Linked DNA regions of Mus musculus: regions 1, 3, 4, 5 and 6 are each linked to region 2. Evidence: chromatin loops called from intact Hi-C (ENCODE). Cell type or tissue: left cerebral cortex. All regions are shown on one strand. Region 1 overlaps Gm29863 (a long non-coding RNA gene). Region 2 has its middle 25 kb from the start of Gm29998. Region 3 holds the start of Pten (phosphatase and tensin homolog). Region 4 has its middle 84 kb from the start of Mir3970. Region 5 has its middle 76 kb from the start of Mir3970. Region 6 has its middle 7.6 kb from the start of Gm29946.

Region 1 (5,000 bases), 270 kb before region 2:
AAACTGCATGTTATTCTATGTCTAGATATTTCAGTGAACAACAGACTAGATGTAAGGGTTTACTTATAAACTCACAAACTATTTAAATCAGAAGGAATAACAATATGTTATACTCAACACAGATACATTTTAAACCTTCATTTGTCTAAGTACTGTAGGTAAAAACTGTAAAGAAACCTCTGTCACAGATTATAGGTTTTCTCCAGTGGGAACACAATGCTTAACAATTGACCTATATATGAACACATAAAACAAGCCACTGGTTGAAAGAGACAATGTGTAGTTGTGAAAGCACCAACAGGGTTTTTACTTTTTTTTTTAAAGGGGAGGTTTGAATCTCATCTCTAAAGGAGTCCTCTAATCTGTGTAAGTCTTTGCAGCAAAATAATGAGGAGGATGGCTGGCCATCCCAGGTTCTTGTAAGAACTGAATCACATGATGTGTGGACAACTGCCTGGATTAGTGTCAGAAACAGAACAAGTACTTAGACACGATGTGCGTGACGAGAAAACACAAACACACCGATTTGGCAAATGATAAACTCACATGTGCAAGTTTCTTACCGGGGCATCCAGTGTCAACATAATTAAAGGAAATCTCATTTTCCTTGAAGCTCTGCTTGCTAGCTGAACTTTTCAGCTCTGCACAAGTCCCTCTCCTAATCCATCTGTATCTTCATTGTTTTAGACAAAGGACGATTAGTCGCAGGCTGGGCTCTCGGAGTGTTGAGATATGGATTAAGAATACTCCGTTCAGTGATGTTGAATGACCAATTGAATATTTTTGGTGAGTATATTTTGCATTTTCCTCAAAGTTAAATCTTTGGATCTGAATGTCATCTTGTCTGTCTGCTCAGCATTAATTCTGCAATACTGGGACCAGCACATTGATGTTTTAAATCATAAGAAGAATCTGCTTTTATTTAATATCTTTGTCCCTCTATGAACTGTGGGGGAAAGGGAGTTGTCAAGCCTGTGTTCAAACCAAAATTTGCCAAAAAATCCTTTAAAGTAATAATCTTTAGGCAAGACCAGTAGCACTCTCTTGTTTCATTTCAGTGTGTGTGTGTGTGTGTGTGTGTGTGTGTGTGTGTGTGTGTGTATCTTTCCTGTGTTTCCTGCTCCCACCTGAACTGCACAGTAATTAAAAATCACGTCATCTCTCCAGTTGTGCATCAGGGCTACATGCATGTCACTTGGCCACTCTGCTATCTAAATCAGGTGTTGGGGGTGGGGTGGGGAATCAAGGTTAGTGTGAACAGCTGGCATCTGCGTCCGGCCAGGCCAGCTGAACTTCAGCCTGAAGCTTGGCCCAAGCCCAGACTGATAAAGCCTTAGCTTAGCTCTAGATTTCTACAGAATTAGTGTGCAGAATGTAAAGACATGAAGACCAGCTCCATCTGCTGTGCATGTCTCTTGAGGCCATTGGGGGCTTAACTTGCTTTGGGGGAGAAGACAGTAGAGTGGAGTGGGGTGAACCCGGGGGTATCTTTGCCTCTGGCCTGTTTCAACCTATCCATCAAAATGCTGACCTATATTCCAGTGACACATATTAGATCCAAGCAGGACAAACTACCCAGGGTGTCCTCCCCCCTCCCACTTAGGCAAGGGGGCAGCCACATCTGTTCTTTCTCCTCAGGCTCCAGATGTGAGCTGTGAGGGGCAGAAGGAAGGTTGTTAAGAGGCAAGTCCGGTGCAGCAGGAACAGCACTGCATTCTCAGGAAAGCAGCAGTAAGCAGTGGGGTGAAAGAAAGAAAGATAGGTTTTCGGATCCCCAGATCTCCCCCCCCCCCCAAGCCATTGTTTTTAAAATGCTTTCCTGTATTTCTGTAGAGTGGGCAGATGGCAAGATCCTGGAAGTGTAAAACAGCTACAAGAAACAAGATGATTCAGACAGAAGGAGTATGAATAAATCCTGGCTGGTCATCTCATTATTAATCAAGATACCACCACCCACCCTCTACCGCCTTGTAAGTGTGTGCGGGTACAAACACACACACACACACACACACACACACACACACTCACTTGCTTGCATCTGTGCATACATGCATCTCCCTCTATTGCTGACTGCCTTATACCCCTGAAGTAGACTCTCTCACTGAACCAGTGCCGATTTTGTTTTTTGCCTAGGCCGTGGGCTAAAAAGCCACTGTAATTCTCTCTCTTGTCTCTGTCTTCCCTGCCTCAGTGCTGGAATTACAGGCCCACTTGGGTACATTCAGTTTTTTATGTGTGTGCTGGAGATCTGAACTCAGATCCTCACATTCAGGAAATAAGTGTTCCTACCCACCAAGCCTTCTCCTGAGCCTATCTTTAAGTTTTCATGCCTTGTTTCATTTTTAGAAGGGTGCAGTGTACAGTCAGAGCTCTGTTTGAGGCTTTGGATAGGAAAAAAAAAGGCACCATTTTTACATTTTACTTATTTTGTGAATTGGCTCATTTGGAAGATGTGGGGATGAGACCACTCATTGTCAGTAGAGGAAGAAAGAGAAAATGGAACTCCTATGGAGGACGCCAGAGCCGAGAGTCAGGGCCACAACCAAAAGCCAGGGATGGTGCCCTCTAAAGCACAGGAACTGTGCCTAAGAGAGATATTTTCAAGTGGGCCTGTGGTTTACCACAGTGTCCTCGTGATCAGTATAGTGGTCAGATGTCAGGCGTAACTGAAAGTAAGTTCGTTTTCCCACAGTGGGGAGAGAGAGAGGGAGAGAGAGAGGGAGAGAGAGAGGGAGGGAGAGAGGAAGGGAGAGAGAGAGAGAGAGAGAGAGAGAGAGAGAGAGAGAGAGAGAGAGAGAAGCAAAAAAGAAGAAAACATTTGCTCATATGAAACGAATACTTTTCCATTTTAGAGCTGGGCTGGCGCAGGCTTGAAAAAAACGTACCATCACCCGTGTGATGTTTCTGAAGAAAGCCGGAGAAGCAGCAACAGTTGGTGCCTTTGATTAGCAGAACATTTCAATCCCCACCCCATCTTTTCTCCAAATAGTCGTTCACAATGCGAGTGCTCAGCCCCACTGTTTGCTCGGTTCAATAGATCTGGGGGCAAGGGTTATGCCTTCCTGTTACCATGGGGCTGGCAGAGAGAACTGGAGGCCAGTGATCTTAGTCTGAGCTTCAGGATCATGGCTAGCTCCCTACAACTGTCCCCAGATGTTCCCAATTCAACCTGCAGTGCAGATTACGTAATCATCTCTTCACGACGCATGAGCATAGGGGGAACTCTGGGCTCCAAAGAGTTAAATTGTCATCTGCAATGGAATAAATGGTTTAACCACAAATTCATCCTGTGCTCGCCTACTTATGTGTTACCCTGGGTGCATGCATTTCCCCCTTTCAGATATTATTATCTTTTATGATATCATATCTTAAAATGGCTCCTCTGTCATTTAGGAGCAAGGTCTCCTAGGTTCACCACCAGAAATGGAGCTGAGTGCTTTCTGTATTCACATATGTCACATAAGCCCTGGGAATACAGGGTGACAGTGTACCACTCACTGCCTGGAAGACAGGAAGCTGCATATTCTAGGCAGCCCTGCATCCCACCTTGGATGCCTTTTCTTTCTGTCCTGATCCTTAGCAAAACCAAGCATCCGAACCTGATCTTTCCATCTCCCTGAGCTGGGACTACCTTGAGCATCCAGTGTGAAATTTCCTGCTGACATTGTTTTGGCTGGATTGCTAGCTACATGTGGGAGAATTTAGCTCAAACAGCACAAAGCTAATAGCATGCCTCTGTGCAGTCAAAGGGAGATCAGTAGAAAAAAGGTGACGTCATGGATATTTCAGGGACTTCAGGTCTGCTGTGCAAAGCGGCTTCTTCACTACACATAAGTCAGAACCTGGAATTGAGACAAAAAACAACTCTCCCTTCTCATAAATAGCTGCTCCGGGACTCAAAAATATTCTAAATGCAATGGTTCAGATATGGTCCCTTTTCCTTGGAGATCCATCTGATTTCCCAAGTCCAATCACAAACTTCTTAATAGCATGTCATGAACCTCTCAGCTCATTATTTTTCTTCAAAGCTCTCCAGCTCGCCAGTGTGCAGCCTGTGAAGTGTCACCCAGTGAAGTGCTGCACCATAAATAAGCATGCGCAAGACATGCTAAAATCCACCCTTCACCGCTCCTGGCTTTTCCTCCAGGAGTGCTACCACTCCGACAGCGGTGTGGGATTTGTTGCATTACCTCTGAATCTAGTTTCTGTTCTTTGAACTTCGAATGTGTCCAGTGTGTAATATGGAGAGTGTAATGGATTTGTCTTGTTTATACAAATCACATTTTTGTCTTCATGCTCCTTCGCCTTTCTTCCCACTGTCTCTCCCTCCGAGAGAGCGTTGTGGAGATAAAGAGGATAGGTATATAGAAGTAGCAAGCACAGCTTTACCCATTCAGGACTACAGGAAATCAATGCATTAGATTATTTACCATGTCTCTAATACCAGTGTTTCCTCTGATGTCTTTAAGTTGTGAGCAGACAACCATTTTACATGTGTAACCAGCCATGAAGTCTAGCCCTGTGGTACAGGCCACTGTTGTGATCAATAAACGTCACACAATGTGTTTGGACTAATTTTTTCACTGTATGGTAATTAGGCACAAATGGTAAGCAGTTGACTCATGTTGCTGTCCTTTTTGTTTCATTACAAACTATGGTAACTCGAGGACAGTTTGGGAGCCACCGAGATGGTTCAGAGGGTAAAAGGGCTTGTCTCCGAGTCTGACAGACTGAATTCCTGGAAATTACATGGTGGGAGGAGGGAGTTGATTCCTCCAAGGTGTTTTGTGACTTCCACATGAAAGCTCTTGGACACACACACACATATGAGGGTGGGTGGTGGAAATATTAGGGCTGCAGAGATCAATCAGCCATTAAAGGCTATACTTACAAAAACAAAACAAAAAAACATGGGAAATAAGGTCATGGGAACAGCTATTACATCCTTCTCTGTACACACACACACACACACACACCTCTGTGAACACACACACGAAGAG
Region 2 (5,000 bases):
CCTGCTGAGCAGCTTATGCACTGAACTTCTTCATAACTTTTAGAAATGTTTTCCGAATAAGCTACTGTGAACAATGTGGAAATAAAAATCTGATCCTTTAAAAGTGAATCCCAAAGCTAAAGTGTATTTCTCAATACTCTCCCTCACTCCGGCCCTTTAACACTGTTGGGAACTCTTCCTGTGACTTCCATTTCAGTTCTACAGGCAGCAAGTCAAATTATCTGCATTTTCTAATTATCTTTTAATTTCACTCATGGCCCTGAACCAGTTTCCTCTGGTTTTGTCTCTATTTATTTTGTTACTAGTCACATGTCTGTATGGATGATTCCAGATACCAGCAGGTGACTATTTGCTATATTGATATGAGCAGGCCAATCTACAATTGTAGAACAAGCATTTGAGATCAAGTATTTGAGGAGTTGGTGCCATTTAGTAAATTTGGCGATTTAAGAAGTTAGCTAAAGCAATTTTAAAACTCACATTCAGCAAACATCATTAGATAACCAGTTGTGTTCACTTTTAAAGAAATACACGTATATGTAGCCCAGGCTACCCTTGAACTAATAGCCCTCTTGTACAGCTTCCTTGATGCTGAAACAACAGGAATATGACATCATGGCAACTTGCACAGAGTTTTCCATTCCACACATGGAAAGAACAACAGATTACAGAACTAAATTCATTACATAAGCATGTAGTATCTATCATTTTGCTAGTGACTAGAAATGCAGACTTGAAGGCCAGCTTCTTGCTGTCAAAGTCCTATTATCACCAGCGTTCACTATCGATCCTTTTCCTGGACAGGGGCTTCTAGGTCTGATGCAAGCTCACTTGTCTGTGTCTGCTTTTATTGTTTGTGCCTTTGGAATTCTAGCCAAGAAACTCTCCACACTGCCATCATGAGGCTTTAAACATTTCAAGTATTTTTACCATTTTGATTCAGTGTCTATCTATGGATGAAGACAAAGAAGCAAAAGTCCCTACCCTGCTTCCTCCTGTATTTCTCAAGTGGCTTTATTGCACAATAACTGTATAGAAAATGAAGGTTGTGCTTATAACACTTCAAAAATCACTCTGCCTGCCACTACAAAAGCAAACAGAACAATTGTGTTTCTTTTTTTTTTTTAAAGATCTATTTCTTTTTTTTGTATGTGTATAAGTGTTGTGCCTGCACATATGTATATGCATTGTACATGTGTTTGATGCCCCCACAAGCCAAAAGAATATATGGAATTCTTGAAACTGGAGTTCCAGATGGTTGTAGGAAACCACGTGGGTTCTGGCGGGCGACAGAGCATAGATTCTCTCCAAGAGATTATGTGCTCTTAACTGCTGAGCTATCTCTCCAGCCCTCACTGAGAGGTGATGAGGGCAGAGTAAGAGGGTAGTTTCCTGGTTCTGGCCCCCTTCCACACAGTGTAAGTGAATGTTAGGTATCGGGTAGTTGAAGATAGAGGAAATACCACTTTCTTTGTTTTTTGACAACATGTAATATTAAAGTTTTTCATATAAAATTATAAATTATCTAAAAAATATTTACTTGGGACACTACCAGATACTAGAAAATAACTCAAGAAACATTTATTAGATTAACAAAACAGGATAATGATTATTTTAAAAATTTCAACTGAATTCTGATTTTGTTTCATTCTTCCAAACTTAGTTTTATCAAGAAAGGTATAAACTTATAACCAAGGTGCTTATAAATAACAATAAAATGCCTTCATCTACCTGTACTAATATTTTATGAACATACTCAACTTGTGTTCAAGTAACTCAATTATAATAGTGACCACACACACACTTTTATTATTGCTACTAAGCCATTCCATACATCATATGTTCATAATTGCTATTCTTATTTACTCAAGTTCTAAATTCCCATCTGACCATATAACAATGGATAGCACCAAGAGAGTGAAATGAAACCAATTTGCTTCTAAGTAATTCAGTTGTGGGTGTTTGTGGTGACAGCAAATATAAAAAACAGAAGAGTAGAAAAAAAGCATTCATTTGTAGAAACATAGAGCTTCAGATGAGAAATTGCTCTCCACATGGGCTATCTTATAAGAGCTATTGTATTCCTGGAGTTTTCCCCAGTATGCCATTACATGAAAATTTAAAAGCAGACTGATTCTACTTCAATACCTGATGGCCAACGACAAGAATACATACACATGCACACAAACATACAATATTTAGTCACAAATACACACATGCACACATCTATGCATATGTATATACAAATACACTTGTGCATATACAAACAGGCACACACGCACACATAAAATTTGTATGGCTTAAATTTCATTCTGTTGTATTTGTTAGGTAGAGGAAACTAATGATATCTGTAGTTAAAAACCATAGGAAAAACAACCTACGAATTATTGAATTTAATAGATGTAATGCATGTATACACTAGAACCTTGGCAACTTGGCAGCTTACTTCTTTGGGGAAGGGATTATTAGGAAACCAGAGTCTTGATTTATCAGATTAAAAAACCCAAAAATACAAACTAACACTTGTCCAGCTAAAGTTCCCCATAGCAGCAATCTACATAGACAAACCTTTAGCTAATTGTGTTTATGCTTCTTAAGCAATGGAGTTTATTCTGACAATGTGACTGCTAAGAAATGAATTAGCAAACTGCTTATTCATTCTCTATATCTTGTTTGGGAAACAAAGCATGACAAATAGCAATCTAAAGGGAAAACAGAATCCTGGGATGCACCTGCAATCTTTGCAGAGAACTAGTGTCTGAGGCCTGAGGGACTGGCTTTCAAAAGAACGTACCCGTGGTGCCACCTGCTGGTGAGCACTGTGTCATGCAGTCTAAAAGGACAGTCCTCTTAGGACTGTCAGATGTATGGAGATGCTTATCTCCCCAGAGCATCGATTGATCTTGCAAAAGAGCCAAACAATTATAATTATCTAATTACTTCTAATTATCATACTATAAGGTACACAATTACATCAGTGACATCAGTGACAAAGCAGACTGTATGAGCAAACTATTAAAGAAACAAATATTCTATCCAGAAGATTTTCATATATTTTATGCTGAATTTGTCATGTTCTAGCTCTTATTTCAAAATAATCTGTATTTTTCAGTGATAAATTTATGTGATATTATATAGGAACATAGTTTTCTAAAATAACTGAGTATATCTTCATATATTCTATGGAAGAGTATATATCTCTTCTAAAATGACTTCCCAATGACTACAATGCATGGATAGATAAGAGCCATCTTGATTCAATTTTGTCCCTCCTGTGGCTGTGGAGAGATGGTAGACTAAGAATAAGCTGAGTAAATGTAACACTTATGAGTGATGAAATATAGCTCAGAACGTTATAAATATATGAAGAATGAATGTCACATTCTCCAAGAAATTAGCATTCATTTCTTGTTTCTTTTACATGAATATTATATATGCGTATATGGAAATGTTCAACACTAGGTTTCAGTTTTACCTCATAATGAACAGTATCCCCAAGCCACAAAGGGACTCAGAGCATTGCTGATCTTAATTATTGATCAAAAGAACTACAGGAACAAAAGTAGTGCTTGGTATAGAGCATTCCAAATAAAAGCACATAAGTGGCAAATGGAAAACATCTCAGACTCTAGCAGCACAAACAGCAATGATTTGCTTCCTGATTCTTTTATTTATTCATTCAAATATTTAAAGCATCTAAAGGCTAGAGAATAAAAATGGACGATGGTGACTTAATCTGATACTGAGCTTCAGAGACTCACAAACAGGTTTTATGCTGCTAATTCTCCAATTTTCATTCAGCTCACCATGTGGAGGATAGAATGTGTCTCTTTTCTCTACAGCCTTCCTATGTGCAGCTACTCTTCAAGCTCAAGTAATGATTTTGGAAGACAGACTAATTAGCACAGGACTTCCGCAGGTCTCAGGCCTCCTCCACCTGTGCACATGTCCCCTTTGCCTCATGGTACCTAGCTTTCAGCAGAGGCCCATTCCCTGATTTCCCAAGAACAGGTTGTCTGTGGCTCTTCAGGCTTTCTTCTATATAATATATTTCCCCCTTTTAATAGATGGTTTCCATAGGCACACAAGCACAATGCATCCATCTTAAACATACTAGACAAAGCAATGAAACCAGGTCCTTCTGAACTTGCTAAGTAGCAGCAAAATTATTTGCCCAACTATTTACAGAAAAACCTGCCCTAAAGAACCATCTATAACGTGCCCTTTTCAGTAGGACTGGATATCTCCCACACAAAGCAAAATTTGGGTCTTGCAGGTAAAGTGGTCTTACTGTTTTATATAAGTTTTATTTATAAGGCATTCATATGTATTCTATATGTATTGATAACAAAAATATGTCTGTGACAGAATTTTATAACAGAGCAAGTGTGATGGTTTGAATATGCTTGGCTCAGGGAGTGCCACTAATAGAAGGTGTGGCCCTGTTGGAGTAGGTGTAGCCTTGTTGTAGTAGGTGTGCCTCTGTGGGTGTGGGCTCTAAGACTCTCATCCTAGCTGCCTGGAAGTCAGTCTTCTGTTAACAGCCTTTAGATGAAGATGTAGAACTCTCAGCTCCTCCTGTACCATGTCTGCCTTGATGATAATGGACTAAACCTCTGATGCTGTAAGCCAGCCCCAATTAAATGCTGTCCTTATAAGAGTTGCCTTGGCCATGATGTTTGTTCACAGCAGTAAAACCCTGAGACAGCAAGGATTACAAAAATGTCTAAAATTTTTGGGATCTAGTATTATGATTTTCATCATTCTATAATGTGAACATATGTTAAAGTGCTACACTGGACCCATAATTTTAGTAATTACAGCAATACTTTCTAATTTTAAGTTCAACACATTTTATTTGAATCATCAGAGACTTGTGCCAGAAAGCAAACATCTTAGTTCTTAAATGTGTTCTATCTTTAAAATGTCTTTGCTAATTTAAATAGGAAAAATGTTTAGTTGATTCAATGATTCAGTCGGTGGTAATGATGTAATTCAGT
Region 3 (5,000 bases), 610 kb before region 2:
AGAAGAACAGGGCAGTTTAAATTCAAAGCCAAATGTGCTAGCTAATCCATTATATATCTAGAAAATGCTTTTTTTTGATAAAAATAGAGAAGCTTGCTTAAAAATTAAAGCGCTAGACTGAGCTCTCTTGTTGAGGGGTCAGAGATGTGGGGAAGGAGAAAGGCACTACAGCAGCAGCGTGCTCACACACGAGATGCTTTTGCACAGAGCCTACAACAACACATCAACTATTTATATTACCTACATCCCCTTCTTGGTGTCCCACTTATCAAGGGAAAGAATTTTCTTTGGACATCTTTAGCATGTAGTAACAATAGAGTTCTGGAATCAGCTGTTGGAAACTATCATTAAAGCTGGTTTATCATACTCCCTAATTATTCTATATAGTCAGTCTCCCTAGAGCTTTACATAATTCTCCCTTCGTTATAAGCTTCTGTTTCTCCCTTGAGTGTTTTAAATCCAGACAGGTGAGGAAATGAAGCACTTGGAAACCAGTGTATTGTAATATCTGTACAGCCAAGCATATAAATATATACATTTTCATATATATATATATATATATATATATATATATATATATATATATATAAAATTGCTATATGGACTTTTTCCCTTTTGCCCTACTCACATCCTTTGAGTGGAATAAAGATGTGAAAAACTCCAAAAAATTTTAAAAGGCTGCACAGAAACATATTTGCTGCGAAAGGAAGTAGGGGTGTATTTAGAAACTCCCAACAAGGCCTGATGCTGTCAGCGTGGCCAGCTGATGTCAGAGGGGCCCACACACCTGCCAACACCGCGTGTCTGTTCCTTCAGCCCTGCAGAGCAGCCGAGCGAAGCAGCTAGCTGGCTTTCGGCTTTCTTGCCTCACTTGGTGGTGCTTGTGGGCTGGGGTCAGCGCTGGGATGCGCCTCCTTGTGCTCTATGGAGTGATGCTCTGGAAACAGAAACGGGTCCTTTTTTTTCCTCCAGCCAGGCATCAGGAAGCTTAGGGATGAATGTCTTTCTTTTTCTTTAGAGGAAGATTTCCGAGCTTCTTAGACGCTCCGAGTAATGTCACGCAAGATGCCTCCAGGGAAGAGGCAAAAGAGGGTGATGCTAGTAACAGGGACTCTGGGGACAGGAACGAATGTGGGCCATTTCCCCTTTTCAACCCACTTCTCTTGATGTAACTTCATCCTTATTTTTCCCCACAGCAGTAGTAGACACTCTGCTGAGCACCACTTAGGTTTTTGCTGTGCATCTCAGCTAACACTTTGACATTGGGGATTCTGTGTAAACTAGATCTCCATCTTAGATTAGGCTGTGTGAACCGAATTTATTTACATCGTTAGAAACCAAATAGAGGCCTCTCGGCTATTGTTCTCAGATTGCTCTCATTGGTCATCCCTGCCCTCCCTCTACTGACCAGAACCTTGCCCCAAAACAGCCTGTAATAAACATCAACGCTGGCTTAGCTTGGGCTGCTATCTCTGGCGGAGAGATCTTTAAAGGATGTATCTAAATGCAATGTTTGAGTAGCTTCAGAGAGCTCTAATAGAACTGTAAATATCCCCGGTTTAATTAGCAGTCCTGCAGTTCGGTAATGGCCCATAGCTCTCTGAGCCGAGCCTCTTGAGGTTTCTAGACTTCAGAGGCTGCCTGCAACTATGCTGTGTGGACCTATGAAATTTTCCTTCTCCTGTACTCTAAACCCCCAGCTAGCCTTTCCTAGACACCTACTCGCAATTATTGCAAATCCATAACTGACTACTATCCTCCGGATTTCTAAAATGATCCAGTGTTTCAGCTTAGGTCTCAACTCAGAGATACTTTAGGGCTCAGATTGGCATCCTGAGAATTAAGTCCCCTGGGAAAAGAACAATAAGGAAGAAAACTCTACCTACATTGGAGTTGATGTCATTTTTTTTTTCCCTCCAAGCTCAAGGTGATCGCTTGCTTTGTGGCTGGTTGGTGGGGGAGGAGGGGCTGTACGCTAGTTATCAGCATTTCTGAACCAGCTCTCTCAACCGCGACAGGTCAGCCAATCCCGGCAGTAAGCTTTTACTTGACAGGTTTGTTCTGGGCTGACAGCCATTGACTAGGTGCTCAGATAAGTCACTTGGCTGAGTCTACGGTAGGTGGGGCGCGCTCACCAGTTCAGGGGCAGTGACTGGAAGTTTGTTGCAACATCGGTAAGCCTAACCAGCCAGCAGCAACAGGAGATACCCTTTTGCCCCGCGAGTACAGATCTAGAAAGGGTTCACCTCATTAAGCGAAGGAGATGCGTCAATCCCCCCCACCCCCGCCCCGCGCCTCCCCCTAGGGCCCGGCCTCTTCTCCCACGGTTGGGAACGCGCGGTGTGGGCAGATCCAGAACAGGAGTCTCGTGTCCCGGCCTTCTGGCTAGCTCTATGGGTTACAAGCGAAAGGGAGGAACAGCTTGGGGACTCTCCGCGTCAGCGTGCACAAACCGGCGGCGGCCAGCAGAGAGGGGTGGCGGGGGCACGTGCTTGGATGTGGCTGCTTGTGTAACCAGCTCCCCAGGCGCTCGGCCCCGACAGCGCTCCTGCGGACGGCTCGTGGATGCTATTCTCTGCTCCGATCCGGCAAGAGAGGGGTCCAGCAGACCACACGGGAGAAGGAGGCGGGGGCGATCACCTAATAGAGCAGAGGGGACCAAGCTCCTGCCCCAGGAGCACACAGATAGGGGAATGGGAATTTGGAAAGTTCCCCAACTAGGACCACACGTGACCTCCTCCTGAAAGTAGTTCCGACCGCGGCTCATGTATCCTTCCACCTCGCCTTTGAGCCCTCCCAGGCCTGCTCGCCCCGCCCACTCGCTGGCTGCAGCTTCCGAACGTCCCATACTCCACACCCGGGCTCAGTAACCGGGTCCTCGAACATGCAAGGTCCGACAGGGTCAGAACCTGGCCATCGCGATCCAATTCTGCCGGGTTTTCATAGCGGCCACGAAGTGGGGATTGGGGGTGGGGGCTTAGCTCTTTGAAGACTGAGCTTGGCTGTGATCCGGTAGACCCACCGCTGCGGGGAGCTGCGGGTCTCATCACCGGGCGGTGGAGGGGTGTGTGTGAGGTGCACTCTATTCACGGAGACCCACTTTGTCCAACCAGGGGTGTCCTTTGGGCCCTGGAAACTCAGGGGAGATGTGAATGTACACGCCCCGTATGCACAATCATCATGCTTGGCTGGGAGCGTTCATCTTTCGGGCAAATGAACCCAGCTGCCTGGGAAGCAAGAGGCGGGGCAGGGAACCGGAGCCCGATGAGGTGACCCACGCGGGAGACACAATAGGGGTTGTTCTTTGTGCAAAGACTGACACCTTGAGGACACCGTGAGGGGGAGAGGTGTGTTATCTAGGTAAAGACTGTCGCCGACAAATCCTAGCGAAGCACTGCAATCTGACCACAGCGCAGGGCAGGGAATGAAAGCCGTTCCGAAGAAACGCAGGGACAGACGCAGGAAGGATAATCCTGCCCCTGAGGCTCCCGGAGCACCGACCAAGGCGGTCAGCTAGTGCGATCCACCTGTGAGCGGTCAGCGATTGTGCTCAGCGCACCCTCACTCGGCCCCAGCCTGTTGTACCTTTGCCGGGTCTCTCTGCGCTGAGGCCAAAGCCGGCGTAGCTCCGGGAGCGAGCCGCGGACACACTGGGCATGCTCCGCGGCGTTCCCCGCCCCTGTCCCTTCCGACGCCCCGCCCCGCCCCGCCCCGTCCCCGGCTCAGCGCCCGCCTCCCGCCCGCCTCCCGCCTCCCCTCCGGCTTTCCGAGGCGCCCTGCTCTCCCGGCGGGGCGGCGGAGGGGGCGGGCTGGCCGGCGCACGGTGATGTGGCGGGACTCTTTGTGCACTGCGGCAGGATACGCGCTTGGGCGTCGGGACGCGGCTGCGCTCAGCTCTCTCCTCTCGGAAGCTGCAGCCATGATGGAAGTTTGAGAGTTGAGCCGCTGTGAGGCCAGGCCCGGCGCAGGCGAGGGAGATGAGAGACGGCGGCGGCCACGGCCCAGAGCCCCTCTCAGCGCCTGTGAGCAGCCGCGGGGGCAGCGCCCTCGGGGAGCCGGCCGGGCGGCGGCGGCGGCAGCGGCGGCGGGCCTCGCCTCCTCGTCGTCTGTTCTAACCGGGCAGCTTCTGAGCAGCTTCGGAGAGAGACGGTGGAAGAAGCCGTGGGCTCGAGCGGGAGCCGGCGCAGGCTCGGCGGCTGCACCTCCCGCTCCTGGAGCGGGGGGGAGAAGCGGCGGCGGCGGCCGCGGCTCCGGGGAGGGGGTCGGAGTCGCCTGTCACCATTGCCAGGGCTGGGAACGCCGGAGAGTTGCTCTCTCCCCTTCTCCTGCCTCCAACACGGCGGCGGCGGCGGCGGCACGTCCAGGGACCCGGGCCGGTGTTAAGCCTCCCGTCCGCCGCCGCCGCACCCCCCCTGGCCCGGGCTCCGGAGGCCGCCGGAGGAGGCAGCCGCTGCGAGGATTATCCGTCTTCTCCCCATTCCGCTGCCTCGGCTGCCAGGCCTCTGGCTGCTGAGGAGAAGCAGGCCCAGTCTCTGCAACCATCCAGCAGCCGCCGCAGCAGCCATTACCCGGCTGCGGTCCAGGGCCAAGCGGCAGCAGAGCGAGGGGCATCAGCGACCGCCAAGTCCAGAGCCATTTCCATCCTGCAGAAGAAGCCTCGCCACCAGCAGCTTCTGCCATCTCTCTCCTCCTTTTTCTTCAGCCACAGGCTCCCAGACATGACAGCCATCATCAAAGAGATCGTTAGCAGAAACAAAAGGAGATATCAAGAGGATGGATTCGACTTAGACTTGACCTGTATCCATTTCTGCGGCTGTTCCTCTTTGCTTTTCTGTCACTCTGATAACGTGGGAGTAGACGGATGCGAAAAATTTCTGTAGTTGGGGTGACTATAACGTTTAATTCTGGGCGCATTTCTAGATCGTGCATATTGTGTCTCTTCCAGTGTATTCAACCTAGGGAGTGTTCGGCTAGACGGAACTCATGCCTCCTTGCAAGTG
Region 4 (5,000 bases), 130 kb before region 2:
TCTATTAGAGAGATCATCTCAGGAGAAACCTGGTTCTGCCTCTCTCAGTGGCCATCAACTGACTCTTTCTCTTTATTTGGGGTTGGGGCTCTGTGAAATTTCCTCCATTCACATTGGTATATCAGATTATGTCGTCATTATGCCATTATGCAGGCCTTATCAATTTAAGCCTTTGAAAAAAGTCATAAACCTTTTTAATTTATTTGTTTATTTTTTATTTTTGAGATTAAAATATAATGACACAATTTTTCTCCACTCCAAAATTTTCCACATAAACCCCCTTGTTCTCTTTCAGATTTATGGCCTGTATTTCATTAATCGCTGTTAATACATATATTCATACATAATACATACATACATACATACATACATACATGCATACATACAGTGTGTGTTCCTAAACGTTGTCAATTTATCTTACAGTATGGCTGCTTTGTACTCATAGCTATTCTCCAAGATGCTAGCAAATGTTCTCTGTTTTAATTTTTAGTTTGTCCTAAAACATTAAAAGCTCTTTCTTTGTCTATAATTCCTAAGATGAACTATGTTTCAGAAAAGTTATCTGAGCCACGCTCTCCTCCATTCCTCTTATAGAGACTGTGATGAGGCTTCTTTTTGTCTGTACCTTCTGCCCATCCTTTCAGCTTATTAGGCACGCCCCTCAGAACCATGGCTTTAATTTGATTATCCAATCTTATATTTCATGTGAAAACAAAAGTCTTCACTGGAATGTTAATATTGAAATAGAATAAATGGAAACCATTTCTGAAATCATTAGCAGAACTACCATGAGTCATCTTACTTAGGCTGGCTCTATGGAAACACATCTCCCACTTTAAAGGAACTATAAGAAGTTCATTATTCATTTATTTTTGATGCCTCAATTTATTCACAGAAATATGTAGAAGGTTTATAGCTTGGTCTTTTTTCACTGAAGCTTGTCCCCCAAGAGAAGTATTGTTAGCACAGTGGTAAGCCTTCCATGTGTATTAGATAAAGGTGGTCAATAATGCCCAATCTGAAATGAGAGCAGATAAGGACGTTCACATGGCTTAATTTTAGAGATGAGGAAATTTATTGATGTCAGAGGGAAGGGTCTGTTGTTTACACTGTTTTAGGGCCCAGTTTCTGTTTCTTTTCTTTGTTATTTGATGGCTCACATTATGATCTCATATTATCAATATGTGTGCTTGTACAAATCTCTTTTCAAAGTCTTCATGTATGAGAATTCTGGGTTTTAGATTATTTATAGTCATGGCTTTACAGCCTCATCTCTGACTATAATTCCTTCTCATATGAAATCTCAAAATATATGTATAGATTTTTCGCATGGGAAAATAACAAATGCAGAAAGATTCTTTTGAAATTTATAGGTAATTTTTTCACTAGCTGCCTGTTGGTCATAACTCTTCCTTCAAAAAGTACTATAAATATTTCCATAACTCTTTTGTAAATGAATGACCCTTGCCATCAAGGGATCCAGTCAGTTAACCAATCTTGGCTTTTAAATTGATTTTAACGACTTTACCAGATTGCCTCTGTGGTCTCACATCTACTGCAGTGAAAGAGTAGAAACCTGATTATGAGCACAGAGGAATAGGTTTTGAGAGAGATAGGGAGAAAGTCAGGGTGTGGATATCTAGAACACTGGAAGAGATGAGTAGAGGGAAGGCTAAAATCCACCCCCATCTTCTAGGTTTAAATGTTTTCTCCAACCAATGTACCATTCGGCTCAGATGGGAAGCAAACAGATGCTAGATCGAATGTGTGAGCTTGTAGGCAGACCATCATTCTTCAGGTTCAATTTTTTTTCTTTTTGACATTGTCTCATTCTGTAGCCTTGGGACCCATGGCTATCCTCCTGTCTCAGCATGAAAAGCTCTGGAATTATACATTTGAGCCACTATATCTGTTTGAACAGAGACACTCTGGCAGGGTAGAAGGGTGATTTCACCGAGAGGGATGAAATTCTTTAGGCATATGGGCAAAGGAGCCTAAAAATAGTTGAAACAGCTTACACCTCTCCCCATATAAACCATCCATGCTGCAGTTGGAGCTCGTGATGAACTCAGAAGCCATATGGCTCTGAAAAGAACTAAAATTCCAAAGCACATGGAGGTTGTAGTTTTAGCCAAAGATAGATTACTAATTTTGACTCCATTGATTAAACTGAAATTTCATATCTCAAACTTCAAATACATAATTTATTAGAGTGTGTTGATTGGTACTTGGTCAATTGTTTTCTCAGTGGATCTATATGGTGACCACAGTGACTCTGGCTGTGTGTCTGTAGAGTAAACAGTTGACTTCACATGCATTTATTTGTTGTGTAATTAAGCAAGTTACTTGAGGCTGGAAACGTGAAGAGCACTGGATACTCTCAGAGGACCAGGTTTTGATTCCCAGCACCCACATGGAGGCTTTCAATCATTAACTCAAGTTCCAAGGGATCTGATGCCCTCTTCTGGCCTCTATGGACATTGCATACACATGTTGCACAGACATACATGTAGGCAAAACAACATCACACATGAAATAAAAATAAATAAGCCAAAGGGGGCAAGTTACTTGTTTTACCATCGCTATTGTTCTACCTGCTAATTGCTCACAACAGTAAGATGTGATTGGGTTTATGTTAAGGTGAGATATATCGTCCATAGTATAGTATGTAAGGATAGCAGGAATAGTCCTAGATAAGAAGCTTGGCACACAGCGACTCCTTAGGGATAACCATCACACTCTGTAAAGGAGTCTGTTATAGCTCCTAGACTAGAGGTGTTTATACATTTCTTGACAAAAAGTCAGGAAGCAGAGGAGACAACACATTTGGAAGGTTTCCAGGTGCCCTGCTCCTTGTGTCTGATCCATACTCCTGTGGGAGTGACTTCTTGTATGCTTTCTTGCCCTTTTGGTTTTCTGACAGAAGTTAACATGACCGGACTTGCTTTTGAGTTTCTAGGATCCCTCTTTTCATTTTCATCCCAGGAAATCTGCCTTAGTAGTCAAGGCACATTAAAAACGTTCCCTCTCCTTTGCTTAGAGAAATGATTTCAGTGAATCATACGTTCAGGTTTTGAAATTACTCAACCACAACCTGATAACCTGACCTAATAATTTTCTCTCTTTTTCTTACAAAGGGAAATGTATGAATTGTGTTTATCAGAAAAGCTTACTAGCTATTTTTATGGACACTCATTTTGTATTTTTCAAATGTTTTACAACAAGCATATGCAATTTTTGTACTTAAAATTCTCACTTGCATACATGATATTGGGCTTTTGCTTAAAATTCTGCCTATGAGTCCTAGCTCTGAACATATTGAAAACTGGATAAAAATGATTTTGTAATTTTACAAATATAGTTACACCCCTTGAAGACATTGCAGTCAGTTGCTGAGAGACCTACTAAGTTCTTGGGAACCCAGGAAACAAGGTTATTAGAGCCCCAAGAGTATCTTTTCTCAGTTAACATCTGGAGCTTCCTGAAGGGCCAAGATCAAACCTTAAAGAATTTAATGTTTATTGTTTATAAATCATATTCTCATTCTATGTAACTCAGTCAGAATTTCCACTAGGGACATCACTGAACTCTTCCACAGACTTCCATATGGGAATTCTCAGTAATATAAGATGGGAATCTGGCCTTCCCGGACTTCACGAAATGTTTGGCGAGGGGAGTGTGAGGTCAGCTAAGTTATTTTACTTTTATTTTTCTGAAGTCATCTGGGAAATGTTGTTTTATTTTAGGCAAAATTTTATATATTTTAAAATTATAGATGCTCTTAAATAGCAGGGTCTAAAAAGTACAGTATTGGTATTTAGTCTAATGGATTTGCAGCAGGCGTGAGAAGATAATTGTCAAAGCTTTGAAATTTAGTTTCCTTTTATGTGCTTCCAACAATGATAGAATCTTGGTATCAAATGCCAGGTATAAGGTGGAGTTTAGAGTTAAAGGTCTTTGACTAACAAAGTGGCTCTTTTATAACTGGCAGAACTATACATTTATGAGGAATTTTTATCAGCAATACTTTGCATAGGTCAGCTGTAGAGAGTCCGCTTTGTTTCACAGACAAATTAAAAAGTGCTGTACTGATGTGAAATATAGCACGTTTCCTCAAAAGGCCAAAGAACTGTCAGCGCTGCATAAAACGGTAAAGGTCAGCTCCTAAAATAGGAGCCACAGCCCTTCAAACACAGATGTTATTAAGACGACAAGATCTTAATAGTCAGCCCATAGGATAATGACAAGGTCAGCTCACTACAGTATCCTTCACTTTGACTTCACAAAATTGCAAGCATTGAATACCATCAGGATATTTTTGTGGAACTTTGGTGATACGGGTTTGTGGTTGATCCTTTATCATAATTTTCTATTCTACAGAGATATTCTTTTTAAAGAAAATTTATTATTTTTATTATACACTTGTGTTTTCCTGGATGCATGTATGCACATGCCTGGTGACAACAGAGGACAGAAGAGACTGTCAGATCCTTAGAACTGAAATTACAGATGACTATGATCCACCATGTGGGGTCTGCCAACCAATCCCAGGTCCTCTCAATAACCAGCTGAAGTGTTCTCATCAGAAAGCAAATACAAATACTACACTTTTGTGATTGTGTTGATCGTCCTGACTCACTATCTATAAAGTTATATGACTACTACTCTCAGGGAATCAATGTTCTGAAATGGATTCCCACGGGATTTATAATTACACAAAATATTCAGTTTAAATTACAACAAGGTTATTAAACATTCAGTAAATTCAGAATAGAAATAGTAAAACCCTGCCTTGCAGATAAATATTCTTTGGTGAACATGCAACATTGGACAATCATGTAAAACTGAAGAATCAACTAAACTTTCTTTTAAGAATTAAAAACCTGTAGGTGATAAATGCTTTCTCTTGTTACTGCATTTGTTTCTTGCAACACAACAGCTCTGATAAGCAGAGATAATAAATTATAATTTATAGTTGAGGGACTAAAAGCTTAGAAGTA
Region 5 (5,000 bases), 130 kb before region 2:
AATTCTACTCTGTTTATTATTTGGTAATTTATTGCTCATGCCATCTACTTGGGGAACATCTGAAAGGCATATGAACATTCTGAGTTACAAATTAGGCAACGCTAGGAAAACTAAAATCACGTGGCCAACTGACTGCTAGAGCAGAGGGACACTGTAATAACAATCTTCAAATAGGCAGAGAAATATTATCCAGATGAAGATAAGGAGCTGTTTCAGTCAGCTGGGTAGAATCAGAGCTAACATCACTGAGGAAGAAATATAGTTAGGCTTAGATAAAAAAACTTCCTGGCACCTGGAAAATTGAAAATGTTTCTTCCCTGGGATCCCTAAACACAGAGAGGATGACTACATAGGGATGGCTTTAGCACAGTGTTCTTGAAGTTTTAAGGATAACTGAATGATGCATATCTAGTGATTTATGTTCAAATCTCATAGATGTGGGTACAAATAATTGCTTTGTTGTGGACTAGAGATACAAATCTGCCAGACAAAGGTCAGAATTCATTTCTTCTCTGACTCTTTCAATTTCCTGCTCCCTTGAACCATCATAATCGTCAACATCAAAAATTCTTTTTAAGGTCTAGATGCATGTGTTATCTGGGAGCCCACAACCAATAAGAAACACAACATCTGTTCTCTCAAGTGTGAGACTTTCTCCTCATGGAGGCAGGAACGCAATACGGAAGGCCTATTCAATGCTTTTGGGTTGAGTACTCTTGAGATTTAGCTTTCTCCAGCTACACTTTTGTAGTTCCTTTTTTCCTTTCTTTTTAAATGTTGAGTGGATGAGAAAAAGCAAGGTAGGAGCATCATTCATGGATGGCTTCCTGCGGAGACGACTGGCATAAAGGGAACAGGGGAATGAGAATTGAACAGGGAGAATTGCAAGAGGAGAAGCAAGTGGGGGTGGGGAACAGGAAGCAATCATGTCTCCAGTGCCGACCGCTGCCCAACCACAGTGGCTGCCATAGGATCACTCTTACTATCAGGGTGAAAGCATAGCTGAGCCTTTGAAAGTTATTTGGACTCTCTACTTTTAGTACCAGTATTTGTTCTCTGACACATTCGGGGAGAGGGTATAGGGGACTTTCGGGATAACATTTGAAATGTAAATGAAGAAAATATCTAATAAAAATTGTTTAAAAAATCTGTTTTTTACTATAAAGTATGGTTGACACTGGTGATCTCAGTTGCAGACTGGGCTAACATATGGCACAAAAAAATGCTTCCATTCGGGGAAATTGTTATTAATATGAACGTTGACAGTGTGGTTCTCACCACTGTTTTGCTGGAGTTTTTAAATGTGTCTGTTTTTGTCCTCACTCCCAACCCCAGCAGTGTGATGATGAAGACAAAATAAGGGCGTTCTTAAGAAGACCATGTGCACATCACATTCATGTAGTAGCTAAGATGTTTATATTTTCCTCATCTTGGCTAAGGCTTTATGAAATGTGCACAAAATATATTGTAAACAGATAAGTGTGGTGGCCTTTTAGAAATGTTCATTATGATGTGAGAGCTTTGTTTTTGTCTCTGTTTAATCTATAAGCATCATTTTGGAAGATGATGTGATAGTATGAACAGTTAGGGCCCTGTAGAAAGACCCCTCACATCTGAGATGAACGCACCTATCCAGAAGGTTGAGTTAGGCTGCACTGTTCTCTCCATTTGTGAGAATGAAGGAAGAGATGTCAGCTGTAAGACACATAAGCTCATCAGACACAGAACTTCCTAGCTTCTTGATCTTGCAGTTCCTGGTCCTCAGATGTTTAAACAATGCTTTTCTATTGCATATATAAAACATCTATTGTAAGGCAGTGCATTAGAGCAGTGACTTGGACTAAGACAACTGTACTTTCAATCTGTGTTTACACAGCATAATTTTTAACCTAGGGATAGTTTTTCTTACTGTTTATTTATTGTTTTATAGCTCTCCTTAATCAAAAAATGATTTCCAGTGAACTTACTAGGAAATTATTTCTCTGAGAATTTATTTTAAATCATGGGCATATTTTTTTTTGAATAATGTGCTGAGAATAAAACTCTAGTAGAGAGCTGTTTAGCAAAATTCAGCTTAAATAAATAGGAAGATGAAATTCAGTTCACAAAAATGTGACTTTATACAAAACTGTTCGACTTTAGGAAACCATCTGTTGTGAAAAATTTCAACACACGTGGTGCTGCAGATATGAGCAAATAACCCTCTGTATATAACACCCGTTACACACTAAATAAATGTGCACTGAGGCCACCAGGTCCCATCAGTGACTTCTCACTTTCAGATATCATGTGAATATTCTCATAATAAAGCCATTAGGAAGCTAATTTAATTAGCTGTGTTTTTCATTTGGGATCCCAGATCTGGAAGGGAACTTGTACAGGAACATACATCACAAGGAAAGAGAAATGTACCTCTCTTCTCTGTGCCTCAAGAACAAAGCACATGAACTGGTATTAAAGGAATCACGACTCCTTCCTTACTTCTTCTAGAGCCGTCACACATATGAATCATTCATTTCCATTTCGAATGACTTAAAGAGAGCCCAGAAAGAGTCTCTGAGTCATCAGCTTCTTTGACTTAAGATGATTATAGCTCATATTCCCTATTTTTCTATAAGAAATCAGTTACAGGTCCCAGGTCATTTCCACTACATCAGAAAATGTATGTTACTTCCATAAGGGACTAAATAAGGCAGCCAACTAGTTCACTTTACTATCTCCATAAATACCTGACATATTAAACTTTGAAACAGGGAAACTAAGTCATTTTTGTAATTGCCGTTTGATTTAAATTCATTATTGTTGTTTGGCACCTTTTTCTTATAACAATCTTTAATTTTTTTAAAAGAAAACCTATGTCAAAGGTGCCATCTCTACAGTCTGGACTCCAGATTCTAAAGATCTGACTTTATTTGCCATAATATCCACAGTTAAAAGCAAAGGTCAAAAGGTTATTATTTTTTTAAAGGAGTAGAGAGTAAATAATTTTTAAAGGGTTAGATAGTAAAGATTTTAGGTGATGGACAAAATATTTGCTAACTACTAAATTTGACATTGAATTGTGACAGCATTAACAGACAATATATAAATAAATATGCCGCTATGTTTCAATAAGACTTTATAAAACTGGAAGTCAGACTGGTTTTTGTCCATTGACATGTGTAATTTATATCTTTTGATAGCAATATTCATAAAGTAGTACAGACTTCGAGAATTGGGGCTTGAGAGATGGTTTAGCTATGAGAAGCACTTGCTGCTCTTATAGAACCTGGACTGGGTTCCCAGCACTCACACGGTGACTCACAAGCATTTGTCACGCCATTTGCAGGCTATTATGCCTTCACCCGGCCTGTATGGACATCAAGCATGGAAGTAGTAACATAAACACATGCAGGTAAGTACTCATCCACATACAGTAAGAACACTCTTGTTTAAAAAGATAATGGCAGATACATCTTCTGTATTGCAAACTGGGACTAATGGTTTTGGATATTATTTTCATTACTAATTGTGGAGTTTTTCATTTGATCTTCAATAAAAATTGGGTAATTTGGCTAGAAGGGAATAAAACAATTCAAAAAAATGTTTTACACCGAGTTTGGTAAGGGAGAGAAAAATACCATGGGTTTCTTGTTGTTTGTACTACAGATGAGGTACACAAAAAACCTTTTAATGAGTTCACAAACATATTTATACCTCTGGTAAGTCTGAATTTGACATTTTAATCATAATTTGCCATAATTAATTCTTTAAAATTATGAAGGTAATTATTTCGCCCTATGTGTTTTATCATTTCTCACATCATTCTTCTATAATCATGGCTTCAGAAAATAAAAGTTGCATTTTGACCAAAGTTCCATAGAGCTCTAGAGAAGTGCAGCTACAGGATCCCCCCTCCCCCAGAGAACTACAGCTATAGTCACCTCTTCTCTACAGCTTGACTAAATTCAAACAAGAAATCATCCGTGGCAACTGAAGTTAAATTATAATTGCAATTCCATGATATTACAAAAAGAAACCAATCCCTGTAAAATTATTATGAGGTTAGGAATTAAATTCTGTGATTTGTGTTAAAATGTAACAGGTTGAGGAACTTAAGCACACGCACCATAGCCCTCTTTAGCATGGTGCAGGAGATTCTCCACCTGAACTTAGCCAAGAACCTAAGAATCAATTCCAAGGAATCCTTTAGAAGAGATTAAGAATCATGAAAATGCACAGAAAGATACATGCTTTTCATATTGTTCTCTTGGAGTTGATTCATGGCTTGGCTTAGACTTATAGAGTTCTGTTGCAGAGCAGGCAAAATTTCTATGATTCCAAGACAGGGCTATTTCCTGTAATGACCTCTGCTGTTTTTCATCTGTCAGTGAGCTGTATAGGAGTTGATCACTGCATAGACTGTAAGCCAACCGTATGTCAATCCTTGTGGCCTTACCTCACTCTTCATGCTCCAAGTGATTTATATTTAATCATTCCTCCAGGTTTTAGAGCTTACATCTACACTTATACTTTTCTTAGCTTTTCAAAAAGTAAGATATGTTTTCTCAATGGATCATGAGAAAGATAAACATGTACACATATTTATGAGGTAAACTCTAATGCTTCTTGCTTCTCATTGCTTTCATGATTGACTTTTCAATCTGCCCACCTAACTCTTTGTTTGTTTTTATATTTGGACTGACTCGAATCGTACATTCTAATTTCTCTTCAGTAAAGCACTAAAATACACTGCTTAGCTAGCTAGACCAATGCACATGTATTATGTGTACTGTGGTTCAAGTCCAATGAAAAGAACTGATGGCTGAAGATACATTCCCTCTTTAAGAATATCTTTAGTTGGGAAGACAGACAACTAACAGTAAACTCTTAACTGTAATTCATACGCTATTATCACACCAGAGGAAGAACTGCATTTGTTTTAGAAAGAGTTTCAAAAGATATACTGCTGATGTTAATCTTGAAGATGTACAAAGAACTTTTGGGCAGAATTATTGGTA
Region 6 (5,000 bases), 250 kb before region 2:
CTGTCTAAAGGAAATATGGGGACAAAGTGTGGAGCAGAGACTGAAGGAAAGGCCATCCAGAGACTGCCCCACCTGGGGATCCATCCCATATACAGACACCAAACCCAGACACTATTGCAGATGCCAAGAAGTGCTTGCTGACAGGATATACCTGTCTCTGGAGAGGCTCTGCCAGAGCCTGACACAAATGAAGGAGCTAGGAAAAGGACTGAAGGAGCTGAAGGGATTTGCAACCCCATTGGGAGGCAGTATACTCTTTGTTTTGTTTTTTTTTTGTTTTGTTTTGTTTTGTTTTGTTTTGTTTTGTTTGAGACAGGGTTTCTCTGTGTAGCCCTGGCTGTCCTGGAACTCACTTCGTAGACCAGGCTGGCTTTGAACTCAGAAATCCGCCTGCCTCTGCCTCCCGAGTGCTGGGATTAAAGGCGTGCGCCACCACTGCCCAGCGGGAGACAGTATATTCTTAAGCAGTTCAAATTTGTGCCAGTTCACTGTGTCTCCACTGTCACTAGGCCCCCATTCGGGGCCTGTCCTAACCCTGCATACATAGGCCCAATCAAAAACCACAGTTGCCTCTTTCAACATCATGGTGGCATTTGCTGATTCTCCCTATTAACAGCATACATTAAAATCAGAGTAGAGACTCAGACCACTGCTCCATAGCTCAAAGGACGGGGTAACTAAGTCTGAGGACTTACTGAAGGCTTTGGGGCACTGGATCTTGGCGGCTATAAGATTTCCTGTGAATCTAATTGGAATAGATACATGTTCATCTATTGTGATAAAATACCTATTAGCAGCCATACTACTTTGCAAGGCCATTTCTCCCTCTAAGGATGCCATGATTTCAGGAATTGATGGGGATTAGATATACACTTCTAAATGAGCCTAACATCAAGTAGTGATTTGGCACTGCCAAGATGTGGGCTTGCCATTTTCCTTAGCTGCAGTACATCTTGTCAGAAACATCCATCCAGAGGAGAGAAAGGAGCCATGTTATGTGCTGAGCAAAGGCAGCTAGTAAGAACTGTGCATCTATAGAACTTCTGTTTCCTCAGGACCGGTATAGCAGTGACTTTTTTTTTTCTGTATCAGAAAGATGTCTCGGGATGGAGAATAGAATTTCAGGAAACCCAGATAAAACTAGCCTCTGGGGATTAAAAACAAACAAAAACACACAGGCAAATGATCGGAGAGAAAGGCAGAGTTCTCAGCAGAAAGCATTTTGTAAGGAAATGGCCACAATTTCCCTTTTACATAATTGCCATAAATGTACAGCCAAATTAAACGTGTCATAGATAAAATTACCAACCAAAGTACCACCCGGCTGTCTCCTGCGAGCTGAGAGTTTACGGATGCAGTGTTCTCCAGCGAGCATCACAAATCCACATAATGTTCCCGAGTGCTAAATTTGGAGCTCTGATTTAGCTGACAGATGTTTAAAATCACATTGAATTGGACAACTCCCCGAGGAGGACATGGCTGCAGATGTGAAAGAGAACAAGCTAAGGCCTTCAGGGAGAGCCTGAGAGCCCTCTTCTCTATCAGCCTTCTTCCATGGGGTGACATGGGTGAAGGATCATTTCTATGCTGAATTCACTAAACCCCAACCTCCTGTTGAATTGAGGTTGAGACGAATGCAGAGGCTGTACATTGGACAAAGCTTGATCTGGTGACATGGAGGCTGGAGGCTCCTTGAAAACAGGCAGGTAGCCACTATACCTTGGAGGCTACTTTGCTCCTTTAATAACATCTTGTGATCAGAAATGAATGTAATTCTGAAAATTTAAACTTCAGCATCAGTATTTCACTGGCAACCTCTTGGGCAAAGTTGAAATGCTCTTCACAATTCCCCATACTTAAATCTCCAGCAGTGTTTTCTTTGTTTTTGGAAAACAACAAAATTAAAATTATCCTAGAATCATTTTTTTTCTTCAAAAACACATATTTTAGGCCTGTGTTGAGACTCAGACTGAAATGGATTTGTTTAAAAAAATGTCTGTGTATTTGATGTGGGAGACTAGTGACCTTTGGTAGTTTGTATAAAAAAAATGTTTGATGTCTCAAATTTCCCTACTGAGCTTGTATTGTTGCTGCATTTTTTTTTTCTGTGATTTTTTTCCATGCTCTATCATCCCCCACATTCAACATAAGCTCTTTAATCACTCAACAGAGCTCATTCCAATGGCATCCTCAGATGACCGCCACTCACATCATGATGTCAAGATTGACATGAGTCTAATTCTAACAATGGTGAAAAAAATTCAAGACAGAGCCCAAGAGACACTGTCATTGTTGGGGGCGTGGTAAGACTCATGGGGGAACCCTGCTGCCTTTACACTGGTGGAACACTGTGCACACCGACACAGTCACTCAGAATACAAATCTCTAACAGCACGATCCTCAGAGACTACAAGAACTCCTGCAGAGGAAGTCAGTGGGCAGCTGGCAGTGGCAGGGTCAGTAGGAATGACACAGACCCTTTCTTCATTAGGATGAGCAGAAAACGATGTCAAAAGGGTGACAAGCTCAGAACACCACAAATTCAGGCAATACCAACGAATCCCTGGAGCCTTGTCTATGTTCAGCCTGTGCAGCCAAAGCTAGCCACTGGGGACAAATGTGGAGTAAACAGTGAAAGAAGAAGCAAATTCTAAACACCACTGAGCAAGCTCACACAGGGTCTGGTGCTACAAATTGTAAATGTCATACTTCTTGACTTACCGAAGCAAGAGCCTTGTACATGACGATTTAATCTATGACACTCTTTCAAACCACGGATCTATACAATCTGTAGCAGAAAGTTATACAGAGTTTGAATAGAAGAAAGGAAAAGATGATTAAACTCTCCTGCAGATCTGTATTTTTTTTTTTTTTTTTTTTTTTTTTTTGCTTTGTGACAACAAATACTTACCCTTTCTCCTTAAAAAATTTTGGTAAAATAATCGAATCACATGATAATCACAAAAGTAATTCTGTGGGCCAAGGGCTCTGAGGAACTTATGACTCATTAGGCAAGACCTTTGACTGCTGGAGGACAGGTTTCTCTGTCTAATAAAGTATTTCTATGAGAATAAAGTGCAGCAATAGATATCAATAATATTTTGAGAAGCTGAGAAGAAGTTTGGAATGCAAAAGGTTGTTAGTTTTCTTGACAGGACAAAAAAGGGTAGCTTATTAATGTCATTCTCACTGTAGTTCATGGCGATTCTGGCCATAGAGCCCTTTATGTATCTTCGGAGGACTTTGTAAAGTGAAGATGAATGTTATAGGACTATGCACACTGGACCCACTAAATGAAGTATAATTCACGTGGTTGAAAGATCAACGTTTACAGTCAGCTTCAAACCGGAGTCCATTGCTCATGTGCTCTGATGTCTTGGGTCTAGTTACTTAATTTTTTTCTGAGCCTCAGCTTCCATGGCTGTATGAAGTAAGTATAGTATCCCTTTTCTCTAGCTCTCTTGTGGGAAGTACACCATGTGATGCATAGAAATCATGCAGCCTGGGTATCATTTTACTTGTGGCTTTATCCATTACTAGGGGATTTCCATATGAAATTCAATTGTGACTTAACGATCACGGTTGTGTGATGCCCCAGTCATAGCTACCAGGTAAGAAAAGGGTTAATAGCAACACTCCTAGTCCTGTAAGTTGGCCAGAAGACCACAATAGGACCTGCTTGATCATCTGTGTAGAGGTATTCCCACCTTGAGAATTTTAAGGATTATACTCACCTTTAGGAAGCTAAGACATTACATAGAGAAGACAGGCTCAGCGTTTACCATAACCCAGAAGTTCTGTTACAGGCACGACCCCCCCCCCCCCCGCGTTTACCCTTAGGCTTCAGCAAGACAGAATGTTGAACTCTGCTGTCTTCAAGGAAACTGGTGGGTTTCTCCTCCACTTTTAGGGTTACTCTGGGCTCGGAGAGGGCATTTGAACCCCATCTCCCCTGTTTTTTAACTTCTAAGGCCAGGGTTTAGATAGGCTTCTTCTTTTGGAGGCATTCCCTGGCCCAGTGGCTCTCCTGCTTACAATAAGCACATTGGTTCTTTCTTTCGTTCTTTTAAATATTTTTATTAGGTATTTTCTTCATTTACATTTCCAATGCTATCCCAAAAGTCCCCCACACCCTCCCCCCACTCCCCTACCCACCCACTCCCACTTCTTGGCCCTGGCGTTCCCCTGTACTGGCGCATAAAAGGTTTGCAAGACCAATGGGCCTCTCTTTCCAGTGATGGCCAACTAGGCCATCTTTTGATACATATGCAGCTAGAGTCAAGAGTTCCGGGGTACTGGTTAGTTCATAATGTTGTTCCACCTATAGGGTTGCAGATCTCTTTAGCTCCTTGGGTACTTTCTCTAGCTCCTCCATTGGGGGCCCTGTGATCCATCCAATAGCTGACTGTGAGCATCCACTTCTGTGTTTGCTAGGCCCCGGCATAGTCTCACAAGAGACAGCTATATCTGGGTCCTTTCAGCAAAATCTTGTTAGTGTATGCAATGGTGTCAGCATTTGGAAGCTGATTATGGGATGCATCCCCAGATATGGCAGTCTCTAGATGGTCCATCTTTTTGTCACAGCTCCAAACTTTGTCTCTGTAAAAATGTGTAGCCCAGGCTGGCCTCGAACTCGTGATCCTCCTGCCTCTGCCTCCTTCAGCAAATCCTACCAGCGTGTGCCACCACAACTGGCTGGTTCTTTCTTAAGTGGGGGAATTCTCCATTCTTAGGGCCCCCTTACCTCCTTTGGAAGCCATCTGTTTTCTGGTGCTGTCTGACTAATAAAGGCCAGAGCTACCACTACTTTTTGCTTCTGGTGATTCAGGATCCATGGGGGTGTATTGTTAGAATGCTAGTCCTGGAGACTTGAGTTATTTTATACTTATAAATACTGTATGCAGCAAATGTTATTACTGTCTGTTTTACACAGGCATGTTTAGCCTGTGGCCCATGGGCTGATATATTCCAAGATAGATAAATGTGTCTTAACACAAAAT

Evidence for each region. Hi-C counts contacts between places; a loop is a spot of excess contacts. Peaks named below come from ENCODE experiments on the same cell type or tissue, not always from the same donor. Only the 100,000 strongest peaks of a DNase experiment are listed, where the experiment ranks them.
Region 1: a loop joins it to region 2, with 3 times the contacts of the local background. A loop is called at or near these places in 4 of 42 quality-filtered maps.
Region 3: a loop joins it to region 2, with 6 times the contacts of the local background. A loop is called at or near these places in 6 of 42 quality-filtered maps.
Region 4: it touches region 2 in a loop (4-fold over the local background); 10 of 42 quality-filtered maps call a loop at or near these places.
Region 5: it touches region 2 in a loop (7-fold over the local background); 23 of 42 quality-filtered maps call a loop at or near these places.
Region 6: a loop joins it to region 2, with 5 times the contacts of the local background. A loop is called at or near these places in 5 of 42 quality-filtered maps.

What each region holds. Positions count from the first base shown.
Region 1 is chr19:33,098,900-33,103,899 of GRCm38, forward strand. It overlaps Gm29863 (a long non-coding RNA gene), which reads left to right. Exons shown (of 5, transcript XR_386659.2): 3 at 688-786; 4 at 1,834-1,970; 5 at 2,853-3,262. Among named protein-coding and RNA genes, the nearest start is that of Gm29863, 16 kb to the left of the region's middle. In left cerebral cortex, no CTCF peak of the experiment used is centred here; DNase peaks (open chromatin) are centred at 1,934, 2,597, 2,939, 3,226 and 3 more places; H3K27ac peaks cover 931 bases.
Region 2 is chr19:33,364,025-33,369,024 of GRCm38, forward strand. It overlaps the pseudogene Rnls. Among named protein-coding and RNA genes, the nearest start is that of Gm29998, 25 kb to the right of the region's middle. In left cerebral cortex, a CTCF peak has its summit at 2,820 (motif pointing left); DNase peaks (open chromatin) are centred at 925, 1,224, 2,795 and 4,793; H3K27ac peaks cover 913 bases.
Region 3 is chr19:32,753,727-32,758,726 of GRCm38, forward strand. It overlaps Pten (phosphatase and tensin homolog), which reads left to right and starts at 3,851. Exons shown (of 9, transcript NM_008960.2): 1 at 3,851-4,797. The coding sequence starts at 4,719. It also overlaps the pseudogene Gm36566. In left cerebral cortex, CTCF peaks have their summits at 2,113 and 3,564; DNase peaks (open chromatin) are centred at 857, 1,141, 1,676, 2,109 and 7 more places; H3K4me3 peaks cover 3,372 bases; H3K27ac peaks cover 3,680 bases.
Region 4 is chr19:33,238,620-33,243,619 of GRCm38, forward strand. It overlaps the pseudogene Rnls. Among named protein-coding and RNA genes, the nearest start is that of Mir3970, 84 kb to the left of the region's middle. In left cerebral cortex, a CTCF peak has its summit at 2,483 (motif pointing left); a DNase peak (open chromatin) is centred at 1,923; H3K27ac peaks cover 2,605 bases.
Region 5 is chr19:33,230,593-33,235,592 of GRCm38, forward strand. It overlaps the pseudogene Rnls. Among named protein-coding and RNA genes, the nearest start is that of Mir3970, 76 kb to the left of the region's middle. In left cerebral cortex, no CTCF peak of the experiment used is centred here; DNase peaks (open chromatin) are centred at 2,221 and 2,453; H3K27ac peaks cover 1,979 bases.
Region 6 is chr19:33,112,526-33,117,525 of GRCm38, forward strand. No RefSeq gene overlaps it. Among named protein-coding and RNA genes, the nearest start is that of Gm29946, 7.6 kb to the right of the region's middle. In left cerebral cortex, a CTCF peak has its summit at 2,613; a DNase peak (open chromatin) is centred at 1,364; H3K27ac peaks cover 1,442 bases.